Regions from separate parts of the Homo sapiens genome. Here region 2 is linked to region 1. A link is a contact called in ENCODE Hi-C or POLR2A ChIA-PET data. All regions are on one chromosome and are shown on one strand. Each heading gives the region's core, a stretch centred on a gene start or an enhancer-like site at or near the end of the contact. The rest is flanking DNA. Distances are from core to core; before and after follow the strand shown. Region 1 overlaps PIK3R1 (phosphoinositide-3-kinase regulatory subunit 1). Region 2 has its middle 36 kb from the start of TILRLS.

Evidence for each region. A loop is a pair of places that touch in the nucleus more often than their neighbours do. ChIA-PET counts read pairs that join two places held with the same protein, here RNA polymerase II (POLR2A). Pooled maps may share reads with other maps.
Region 2: a pooled map shows a loop between it and region 1 (2.8-fold over the local background). The contact joins two enhancer-like sites. A Hi-C loop is called at or near these places in 2 of 50 pooled maps. POLR2A ChIA-PET finds 5 or more read pairs at or near these places in 3 of 52 experiments (MCF 10A, Panc1 and activated CD4-positive, alpha-beta T cell).

Annotation. Positions count from the first base shown.
Region 1 is chr5:68,271,504-68,277,495 of GRCh38, reverse strand. PIK3R1 (phosphoinositide-3-kinase regulatory subunit 1) reads right to left here. Exons shown (of 16, transcript NM_181523.3): 3 at 4,014-4,106; 4 at 3,483-3,557. Among named protein-coding and RNA genes, the nearest start is that of PIK3R1, 59 kb to the right of the region's middle. RefSeq lists an enhancer at 2,285-2,334. Within about 2 kb of position 3,569, at least 5 of the 41 ENCODE cell types and tissues checked have a DNase peak (open chromatin) inside an H3K27ac peak, as active enhancers do.
Region 2 is chr5:67,301,424-67,307,415 of GRCh38, reverse strand. No RefSeq gene overlaps it. Among named protein-coding and RNA genes, the nearest start is that of TILRLS, 36 kb to the right of the region's middle. Within about 2 kb of position 2,540, at least 5 of the 41 ENCODE cell types and tissues checked have a DNase peak (open chromatin) inside an H3K27ac peak, as active enhancers do.

The DNA.
Region 1 (5,992 bases), core at 2,320-4,819:
GTAGGTCTGGAATAGGATATGGATAGGTCAACTTGAGGAAAAGAATTATTAAATTTAAAAGGTGAAGAGGCGAAGTGTTAAATCACTTAAATGTCCTACAAACAACCAACCAGAGACATATCACATGTTTAACAAGTGTGGGAGGGGCAATACCACTGTAGTAGATCCTCTGCATAAAGGATCTACGTTGAAGGTAATGCAATTGTGAGCATAATTAAATACTGTCAAATAAAATTGTGTGTGTGCTGCTATAGGAATTCTCTATGGTCACCACTCTTGGCCGTGCTTCTGGTTTCCCATACACTTTGCCCCGCATGTTTCATCTAATGTCTCTCTGCCCGGAAAATTAATATTACCGAATTTGCTTATCCTAAAATATGTGATAAAACATTTGGTGATGCAGTATAAACGTTAAGATAATAAATATGCACACATCCCTCCCTCAGGCAGGGTTTCCCTCTGTGCTTCTGCAGTGCTAATGAGCCACCCCTCTAACAAGACACTTCCCAAGGAGTATAATCATAGTGTGGGATTATGTGTTTCCCTACTAGACCGAGGTACGTCAAGGGCAGGGACTGTGGCTGTCACCTGCTCTTCTGGCATCCCTCAGTGTCCAGCACATACAACGTGTTAAATGTTTGTGGATTGAACTAGAAGGCTCAATCCACAAGTGAAGTTAATTCATCAAAGCCCTTTTCCAACACATGAGGTATATCAAAAGAACTTTCATAGTATATGAATAAAATTATCCTATGCAGGTCTTTGGGTAACCTTACCTTATGTCAAATTCTACTAGAGCTAGTGACAAAGTCTGTTCTATTTATCTGACTTCTGCTCTCTAAGAATCCTTTTCTGCATTGAAACTGGCCTAACGTGCTCTTCCATTAGCTATTCCTACCTGTCATGCGATGACTTTTGAAGAGCTACATAATCTTTAGGTCTGGGTTGGAGGTGTTTGCATTCTCTCCTACCTCACTTTTCACTGAGTCTACTCATGACAGGTACCCAGTAAACTCTCCAACCCTTCACTCCTCCCTCCCTCCCCCTGGAATGGAGTCTCCTCTTCCTTAGGTCTCTCCCTAGGTTAGTGGTTCCCAGTGGGAGTGGGATCCTGCCCTCTGCCATGAGCCATCTGGCAATGTCTGGAGACATTTCTGATTGTCACAACTGGGGGAGAATGCTGCTGGCACCTCATGGGTAGAGGTTAGGGATGTGGCTAAGCTTCCCACAATGCACGGGACAAGCTCCCACTCTTCCAGCAAAGAATTATCCAGCCTAAAATGTCAATAGTACCAAGGCTAAGAAAGCCTGAATTAGGTTAAATGAAACCAAAAACTGTCAGGTGAAAATCTGAATCATTAAAACTTGCATGAGACAAAGAAACAATTCATTTTAGGGCAAAATTAAAAAAGAGAAAAAAATCAAGGACTTTTGGAGTCAGAAAAATTAGCCACTAAGGCACTGAAAAATGTGAAAGAAATTATTTACCTGAGGGTCAGCTTTCTTTTCTGGTGAGTTAAAGTTACTAGGACATACATCACAAAGTTAATGTATGGATGAACTAGCATAACAGGTGCTAATAAAAGTGGGCTATTGTCTGCCATGTCTGTCCTTTTCAAAGACTGGTAATTCACAAGGTTAGTTAAAAGCCATAATTTTTTTTTTTAGGTGTAAGTGACTATTTTGGAGCTTCCTCCAGGATATTATACAATGTTTTTATGTATTGAAAAATCTTTGAGTTGGAAACAGATCTGGCAGATCCACTCCCAAGTTTGGACATCATTTATTTATTTATATTTTTTGGGGTGGGGCACAAATTTCACTTTTTTTTAGCACAGACTCCAAATGAAACCAGTTTTCTATGTGTTTTGATCTCACTGGGGAAGGAAACCTGTTGGTCAAAATGTACCATTGACGTGAATCTTGGTTGTTGACTCTATCTCACGAGTGGTGTGAAGAGTTTTTTTTTTTTTTTAAATAACTAAACTGCATCATTTTGTGTTGATCACATTATAAACCTAACCACTATTTCTCAAATAACTTCCACTTCATCGGGCTCTGATGTCTAAACTCTTCCTGTGACTAAACGTGTTCATAATTTGACCAATTTTCTGACCCAAACATGTGTCTTCATTTCAATTGGCTAAGGACAAAATTCAGCGTTTCCTTAAAGCCCTGATAAAGCTGTCAGAAACACCGAAAAACAAGCCTTTTCACCTTGAGTGTTCTGCATGTTAACTTCTAATGACCTGCTCTGTGGGAAGTGCAGGAGGCAGAGCAGCAAAGAGGATATGCTCTGTTCGCATGCAACTGATTTCCATGTACAAAGGAAAAATGGAGTTAAACATTTTTTTAACTTTTGAAACATCTGGTCAGAACATTTCAAGTGTAAGAATTTACTGATACTGATAAAGGTCTAGTCTCCTCCTTTTCTCCAAAAAAACCTCTTTTCTAAAAGTCTCAGAAGTTGCCTCATTTTGAAACTGCCTCATGCTTCAAATTCTCATTTACTGTCATGTGGGCATTCTTTGTACAATTATACCTCTGACGGAGTCCAAAACTGAGTTTCACTCTTTTTGGCTTAAACACCTAATTTCAGTTAAAATGATGTGAGGCAGTATATAATTTTTTTAAGCGTTATGAGGGAATGAAGGATCTTGAAAGATTTATAAGAAGATGACTTGCTGGAATGCTGGCAAGTAAATTGATTTGTAGTTTTTCATCTATGCCAAAGGAGGGAGTGGGTGTTTGGGGTACTAAAGCCCTCTTGGCTAAATTAATTAGTGTTATTTAACAAACTGTCCTCAATTCTTCCCAATTCCACATCCAGTGACATCATGTTGGTTAGCTTGAAATAAGCCCCGGTGGGAATATTCATGCCACAAAAATGGGCAGATGCTACAAACCAGGGCCTTTTTCTTCCTAGAGAGTTGGTTTATCAGCACACCACTGAACATAACAATATCGTGATGTTACTTAATGCACTCAACACAAAAAAAGAAAGAAGGCAAGCCAGAAAGAAAGGGAAACGGAAAAGGAAAATGGAAGGGAAAGGTAATAAAAGAAAAAGGATGTCAGAAGAGACATTTCTTAAGTGACATAGGCTTAAAAATATTTTTTAATTGATTCAGATGAATTAGATGTAGCCAAATTCAGGGTCAAGGAAAGATGGTAGATACACAGAGCGAGAGAAACACCAAGAGGTGGTTTCTCTCCTCTGCAGGACCCAGGGCCTGATGGCTATGATGATGACCAACATGCCTGCAGGGAGGCGTGCACACACTTGCAGCCCAACTCAGGAGAAAAATTTCAAAGGTTTGCACTGTTACCATAACAGGGCAGGGAGAACTGTACATGATTTGAGTTCCCTTTAAATTTAGAACACTGCATAGATTAAATTCAATTTTGTGTGTGTGCATTACCTGAAACAGAAAGCCAAGACCTGTCTTTCCCATTTGCATTTCTAGCTCTGTGACACTCACCACAATCAAGAAGCTGTCGTAATTCTGCCAGGTTGCTGGAGCTCTGTGTTCTGTATAGAGTTGAACATTCCAGACCTAGGACACAAAACAGACCACAGACCATGTATGCAAAACACAGCTCTCTGGAGAACCTGTGAGGCTGCTGCCAGAGACATTCCAGTTTCCATCCAGTATCTGTTCTAGATGTGTACCAAATATTCTTGGAAGTCAACTCCTACTATTAATCTTACCTGGCATGTTGATAATTTTGGCAAAACCATCTGGCCTCTAAGAAGAAAGTTAATCATATTTATTAAATTATGAAGAATTTAATAGTTTCCATATGGAAACTACATGATAATCTAGAGTTAGAAATTATAGACTGAGACATTTTTCCCAGTACTTAGCCCCAAACAGTTTGAGTGTCCAGCAGAGTATCTGGACATAGCTGGTAGTAGGAAATTTACTTAATGAATGCACAAGAGACAAATAATAAGAGCCATGAAATAAGGGTAGAACAAAGGAACTGATGCCCTCTAGCAGTCTGGTTACCTTTCTTTTCAATGGCTTCCACGAGCTTGATAAGAAGAGGCGGGGCAATGTCAGGAGGGGCAAACTGCTCTGCAAGATCCGGGAGAGTCAAAGCTGCAAACAACAAAATCCCACCATTGTATTTAATTTGGATAGTTGAATGCATTAGACCACAATGAAGGACGTACAAAATAATTTAATTACATCAGGCCCGAGCAAGAAGAACCCCTGCTCTGGGCTTTTGCACTTTCCAGGCCAAAGTGATATGCCCACTGCTTCTCACCTAGGGTCTACTCAGAGTAATGCTCCAGGATTTCCTGCTAAATGGCCTCTTATGGCCTTTCCCCCAGGTCCACCCTCCCCAGGACAAACCCCCCTGTCTAGGTACACCCCTGGGCCCCAAAGGTGGGGGGAGTGGCAGGATGGATGGGAGTTTGGATGTGCAGGGAGAAGCCAGGGATGAACCAGGATCCAGCTCTCCCCATAATACCACACTCTAGGGCAGAACTCTCAGGAGCCCAAGAACCTGAATTCAGATCTCTCCTCCTGGTCATTAGGAAGAAATAACTGCCTAGAAAGGATGGGACAGATTTTATTGAACAGTTGACATGATTTATAACAAAAATACTTAGGCACAGGGTACTTGGGCCTCTTTTTGCATTCTTGCCCCAAGCCTCACAAATGCCAGGTATGGGCTGAGTCTCAGATCCAGAAGCCAATATGAATGATCACTGCCCACTTGATATCAAAATAAATTTCTGTATAACTTTGTCAAAGCCTTTGTTTATGTATTTTTTGGTCAATTAGTAGTTTTTAAAATGTGGTGTTTTCGTAAACTTTTTGCATGCGTTTTAACCATTTACAATGATACCAAAAAATCTAACTGGATGACACTCATAAATAACATTCTTCAACATTACATTGATAACCTTATTCTCAGTCCAAAAAAAATAAATAAGACCATTGTAAGCAAAAAAATTCTCAAATTATGCCAGAAGAGGGAGCTAAATATATTCATCTTAAATTTGTGAAACTGCAAAATAAAGGTAAATTAAAGTCATTATGAAAATATAAGTACAACCTGTTTATTAGCCTCATTGCTTGCAGTCTTTTCTAGGAATAATTTATATAATCTGAGAAAGACTAAATATTTGCAATTTTGTTTCTGTGAGATTTTACCAGTATAGCTCTTTATTAGAAGCCATATACTATGGTAAACAAATTTCCTTTTTCTTTTTTTTTTTTTTTTTTGAGACAGGGTCTCGCTCTGTCACCCAGGCTGGAGTGTAGTGGCGTGATCATGGCTCGCTGCAGCCTCAACTTCCTGAGTTCATGTGATCCTCCCCCCCCAGCCTCCTGAGTAGCTGCGACTACAGTGCACAGCATCACTCCCAGCTAATTTTTTGTATATTTTTAGTAGAGACGGGGTTTTGCCATATTGCCCAGGCTGGTCTCGAACTCATGGACTCAAGCAATCCACCCACCTCAATCTCTCAAAATGCTGGGATTACAGGTGTGAGCCACTGCACCTGGCCAACAAATTTTTAATTAAGCCTGTATTTCAAGTACTAAAAGTCAACATAGAACAAATTCACGTTATGAAAGTAATGTTATTAAATTTTGATCTCAGAGAAGTATGATTAAGTCATTTTGCAAAAACATTCTTTCAGATTTCAGTATGCAATGTGCAGTACATAGATGGATGCATGATCTTTCCACCTAATTCTATTAGCCATTGCAACTACCCAGGATAAAAAGAGAAGAGCTATATTATGAGGGAAAATCCTACAGTAGCACTATTAGAGCTTTCTGTGATGATGGAAATGTTCTACAGCTGTGCTCTCTGATAAAGCAATGACTAGCCACAGCGGTTATTGAGTAAAATGCAGCCATTCCCAGTGAAGAACTGAATTTTTTATTTTAACTGATTTAAATGGAAACAACCATAGGTGGCTAGTGCCCATAAAATTAGAGAGTATAGTCTTACTTGCCTGCACAAG
Region 2 (5,992 bases), core at 1,291-3,790, 970 kb after region 1:
AACCCCAAGAATGTGTTATTTTTAAATCTTCAAAATCCGCCCACTTTTTCCATATACATCACTCCCTTAGAATCTCATTACCAAAGAGCTTCTGCTAGAAGAAGCAGCATTCCAAATTCACATAGACTTCATGGCTATAGAGTTCTTCCCCACTTTTCCATGGAAATTGCACAAAAAACTGGCTTTACAGCAGTATGTCACAATGGCCTCAGGCTGCAAGCCTCTCTGTTGGAAACACTGGAATTCTTCTTAGGAAATTCCGCACAATGACCTTTTTCAGCACATAATTAGTGTGAGGTTTTCTTAAGCCATGTGCTAAGATGTTCCTTGTATAAACCTATTGGTGATCTGAAATCTCCTGTGCTCACTGGAGATTGCTGTACCACTTCTCGGAGTTCAAAAACTAAGCAGTCAAATACCACTGGGCTTTGGGGACACATAGCACTGATGTGTTTGCCAAACTAAAATGCTGTCTCATTAGAACTATACAAAATCTGCAGTTACTGGTCTGCTGAGGCTTTTTAGAGAATTTATATACATTCTCTTCACTTCACAAAAAGCTGGAGTGCACAGGCCATCCCCACTCCCTGACTCCCATCTGACTCAACTTTGTCAAGGCTCATTTTAATCACATTAAAATGTCACATATAGGCAATAAGCTTTTTCATGGGGCCTCACATAGAGGCTCTAAGCAGGACTTTTAATGCCAGTCCATGTGCTATCTCCTGTTTGAGACGAGGTTCCACTGTGCTTCTAGCTGAGAGCATCCATCCCGCCCCTCTTCGTCTTTCTCCCTTCACTTTGCCCCTTAACCACCTTGACTACTGAGGCTTGGTCTACATTTTCACTAGGCCATAGCTGGGGAGGAAATTCCCCCTCATTATCTACTGTGCAACTCACTTCCTGCACTGAGTAATCCAAGAACATTTATTTCACCAGCTAACAAGCAATTTTTCAGGCGTGGTACTCTCTCACTCCTCCAGGGAGCCCCATCAAAATTCTCTCTTTGTAAGCTCTATCCCCACCATCTCTACTCAGTGCCACCTTCCCAGGTTAACATGAGAAACGACTTCTTTGCTAATGTGAAATGGATAGCAGTGAGCTACCAACATTACAAACAAAGTGCTCGCATCTAAACATTTTTGAGGACTTAACTTTATGTCAGGCACTAATCTGTTCCTTTTCCTATCTGATTGCAACTAAAATCAATGGAAGAGAGGCCTACATCCTAGTGCCAACATTTGCAGAGTTAAGATGTGTAATTGAGTGTAAATAACTAAACCTCCCTGAGACTCAGCAGGCAATGAGTCAGTGGGCACAGAACACCATGCCCGTGCCCCAGGCCCAGCACCTTTTCTTTCTCCGGAGACTGGTGGTCTGCCTTTGTGCCCTGACTTTGATGAGCTACACTGTGAGGATCTCCAAATCCCACAAGCTCCTCAGCTCCTGACGGATCATGATTCTAGGAACTTTGGCATCCTCCCTTGTTCCAGTTTTGTTTATTCCCTCACCCCTGGCCTCTACTTTGCTTTTCTTATTCCTGGCACCATGTCCTCCTTCCCTGATCACCCCTGTCCCTGGCTCAGCCTCGCTCTCCCTGGCCAGCCCATCATGTGTGGAGGGGACCCCTCTGGGGTGTGTGGGTGAGGACTGCCCTGAGTTTGAGCACCAAACTCATGGTAGGCTCAAGGCAAAATTACTAACCAGGTGATTTGTTTCCACACATTCACCACATGTGCCCTCTCTGTTCCCCTCTCAACTTATCTCATGGACAAATCCTGGCACTTTTTCCCTCACTCTCAGAGATCTTGAGTAATGTTTTATGGTTCCCAGGATTAAGCACAAATCCATTCCAAACTTACCCACACCCCTTCCTTTGGCCATGCTTCACCTTTTCCCTATTACACCTCTCCACAAAAAACCTGCCCTTGCCAAGCGGCAGTATTGTCATCTCCTGGACAGACACTGGCCTTTAGCAAGTTCTTTCATCTCCCAGGACTTCAAGCTCATCTGCAAATTGCAGAAGGCCTCTAAAGTTCTTTCCCTAAAATACTCAATTCTCAGGCTTGAGAAAATGAGGGCTCCTTTGACAGCAACAGGGCTACGCAGCCAGTACTTTTTTTAACCTCAATGGGAGTTGATTTTTGACTTACATCATCCTAAAAAAAAAAAAAAAAAAAAAAAAAAAAAAAAAAAAAAAAAAAACAAAACTGATGCTTCATTTTGTCAAGCATAACCCTGATCTCTGTTTCAGGATGACTATCTAGCTCTGGTCCCTGGAGTGCCCACTATTCCTTAAATAGGGCATTGTGGAATAGCAAGTGTCCTCACATCCTTCTAGATCATGCCAAAGACTCATCAGGTTCTGGAATGATCCAGTAATAAAAACGTAGTAAAGCTAAAGTTGCTGCAAGTGAGAGAACATTTATGAATGAGATTTGTCTCACTGCACTAACATCAGTAAGTGAATCATTCCACCTCCCACTAGCCAGAAATTCCTCCCGTCAGATCTGCAGGATTCACCATCCAACAGTTTTTATATCCAGTTGGGAAACAGGAAGACGGGTCCCCTATAGTGGATGTTAAAATAAACAAGGTCTGGAAGCATGAGGAACCTCTTGTAGCTCTAAGAAGCTGAGACAGAGAAGGAAGTGCCTGAGCACCCCGTGCAGCATTTTTATACGTTGCCTTGATATATAAGTCAAACTCAATTTACAAATTATGACATGAATGCTAATACCCATTTCTACACAAAGATGCAACACTCTTTTCTGTTTTTTTTTAAGAGTTTATATTGCTATTCACTACAGATGAGAAGACAGGAACCGAGAAAATAAAATGTCATGAAAGTTATAGATGTTGCAGAAACCTTGTTAAGTCCTGGTTTTGCAATTTACACATATTCTATGCTCAAAGGCAACTAGGTCCTGGTTCACACTTAGCCACTTCCAGGAATTTTTTTCCTCCTTGTTTTACTTTTCATTCCTGGAGATGGAGCCCAAAGGACATACGAACCCCCTAAAACAGTATCCACATCCTTATATTTATGGGTATATGTGCATTTGTTTAGGAAAGGAGCTCAAATTAAACACCAAAGGGATTCAAAAACCCAACAAAGCCAAGGACTTCCATTCTAAATGGAGGTCTCCATCCATCTTTTAGAGTAAGGAAGTGGGTAAAATGGAGCCCACATGGATGCCTGTAGATTCCGTAGACAATTTATTCCAGGGGAGACTCCTAACAGATGTCTGCAATTGTTATCTTCAATGCTCAGTAGGACCCCAACTACATTATGTTCAAATTATCTGGTTTTGATTCAAAAAAGTATTTGTTGTCTGCCTACTTGTATCACGACTGTACTGAATATTAGTGATACAATTGGCATGCACCAGTACGGCTGTATGGGTTGTTAAAATACTGAAGTTCTTCTATACTGTCCCAGCCAATGCCCTCTCCCTCTGAACCTCTGGAGCTCCCCCAAATCCCTGATCTAAAGGGTTAACTATGGCAATTCAGAGGTCCTGCAGGACCCTATAAGCCCTGTGGTCAGTGTCTGTGTAGAGTGACTGGTCCCACTGACACAGCATTGGTTAACATTTCAACGATCACCCTGAATATAATCAAAAGCAAAAACGGATCAGACCTTGCCCAATTTTTTGCTCATAACCTGTATTAATCAGGGAAATGAAGCTGCTGTGAAAAACAACCCCCAGATCGCAGTTACCTCATGTAAGTTTATTTCTCAGAGTCCTCATACAGGCTGGCCCTATACCAACCAGGACCCCGGCTTTGACATGGATGACCTCACTTCCATGACATTCCATTGGCCAGAACCCAATCACATGGCTCCAATCTGACTGCAAAGGAAGCTGAGTAATGTATCTTCCTGTGTGCCACACAGTCTGACTTACAGCCTAGAAGGGCACATGGCTATGAATCAAATAATCACATTAATAAATGTAAAGGTGTACCTGGGACAAGCTTCTCTCTCACCGTTTTGCCCAGGGCTCACCTCTGTATGTTCCAGAGTGGTGTTTCTCAAAGATTAGGTGCATCCAAAACCTGCAGGGCTGACTCAAACCTGGACAGCAGGGCCCCACGCAACATTCCTGATTCAGTAGGTCTGGGGTAAGGCCTGAGCATTTGGTTTCTAAGAAGCTCCCAAGTGATGCTGATACCAGGACCATACTTCACCCTACTTTGATTCCCAAGCCAGTTTTCCTAGGTCATCAAAGAGGGCCTGAGTCAGGAAAATCTTTTTTTCTCCTGTTGACATTTCCAAAACCCTTCTCTCCTTGAGTGTCTTGGGTTTTAACTGTTTCCCCTCTGGGATTTTGGCATTTAGGTGGTATTGCTGTCTTTCTGACTGAGGTGAGGAGGGCCCTGAGGCTCGTGAAGTCTAGTTATATCTTGCCAGTGATGCCTTCCCTACCCCTTCTCCCTCTCTGTCCAGTGTCCTTGCCCAAAATCAGATCTCTCCAAAGCCATTCAGGACTGGCCAATACCACACTACATGGAAGTTGTCTTCAAGTACCATCCTTTCTTTTTTGTGCTCTTTTTATTTTCCCTCTTATATAAAAACTCTGTTAGCTGCAACTCTCACTTCCTTTTAGAATATTAACTCTGGCTAAAAGGAAACACAAACTAACAATTTTATTATAACCAGGAGCCAGAAAATAAACATTTATTTAAAATGTTTACTTTTCAGTTTCTCCCAGAACACTGACTCCTGGATGTCATTGAACCACTGCTTGTTGTATGTTTCATGTCCAGATATCTTTTCTTATATATGTTACATAGGCAGTGGATAACGTGGTCAGGTAGATTGGAGTTCAAACCCTATCTCTACTTCTGCCCACTATATAACCCTGAGCCTCAATTTTCTCACCTGTGAAATGGGGATAAAAATGCCAACATCATAAAACTCTTGTGGTGATGAAGTAAGGTATCATTTGGAAGCCCCAGGGATAGAAAGCCTAGGCCATATTCTTCAGGTACTTCATACACAGAGATTATTAGTCATTCAAGATGGGGTATCAGTGCCAAGTGCTGGCAGCATTAAACTGCAAACAGCACCTAGGTTTTTATACCACATCCCAATTCTAGCTGTGTGATCCTAGGCAAATTACTTACCCTCTCTGTAACTATAGGCTTTTTGGCACCTGTAAAAAAGGAAATTTAGTTGCCATCTTGTTTCTCCTGTGGGCATTCTGCAACTAAATAGGAAAGAAGATTAAATTCTTTCAGCTCCTTAAAAAGGAGTGTTCTATCAATTCAAACCTATGATTATATAATCTGGCAATATCAGCAAGTAAGCTAAATAGACTATGTGATGTAAACTTGTTTTTCGAGGGAAAAGATTAGTCCACCAAGAAGGGATTATCTACAAATAATAACCAGCACAATTTTAAATGCGAGGTTGAGTTTTTGGTCTTTCGTTTTTTAGTTTGTTTTGTTTTGTTTTAGCTGATTTTTAACCAGAAGAGCCTGAACATGAAAGTTTTAACTTGCAATCTGGTTGCTAAATATTTAGAAATGTTATATAGCAACTTGAGGATTAAACATCGATACATCATCCAGGGGATAGCCGAGGTCATTATTTTAACCCAGGGTTGAGTTAGCATAATGTCCTTTCTCCCCCAACTAATTGCACATCAGGCACCTGAGCCAGTTAGCATGTGACCCAACAGCCCCCAGAATCTGGAACTGTCCAGAAGCAACGCTGCTGCTGAAAGGCAAGTTAGGAGAGTTGATGCCATCCATCAGGAAATTGAGTATTTCACATAATGTGCTTTTCCAGCTTAAAGAACTTTGTGAACGACATCTTTCTCACTCTGTTAATGACAGGAAATGAATCATTCCTTGCTTCAGTTGGCCAGCGAAGCTACATTTTTCTAATCTTAGGGAGTTACCCTGCAGCAGGATTTCTCTCTCCTGAGGGCGGCCCTGGAAAGGCCTCCAACACTCAGAATTTCTCAACAGACCTCGACCA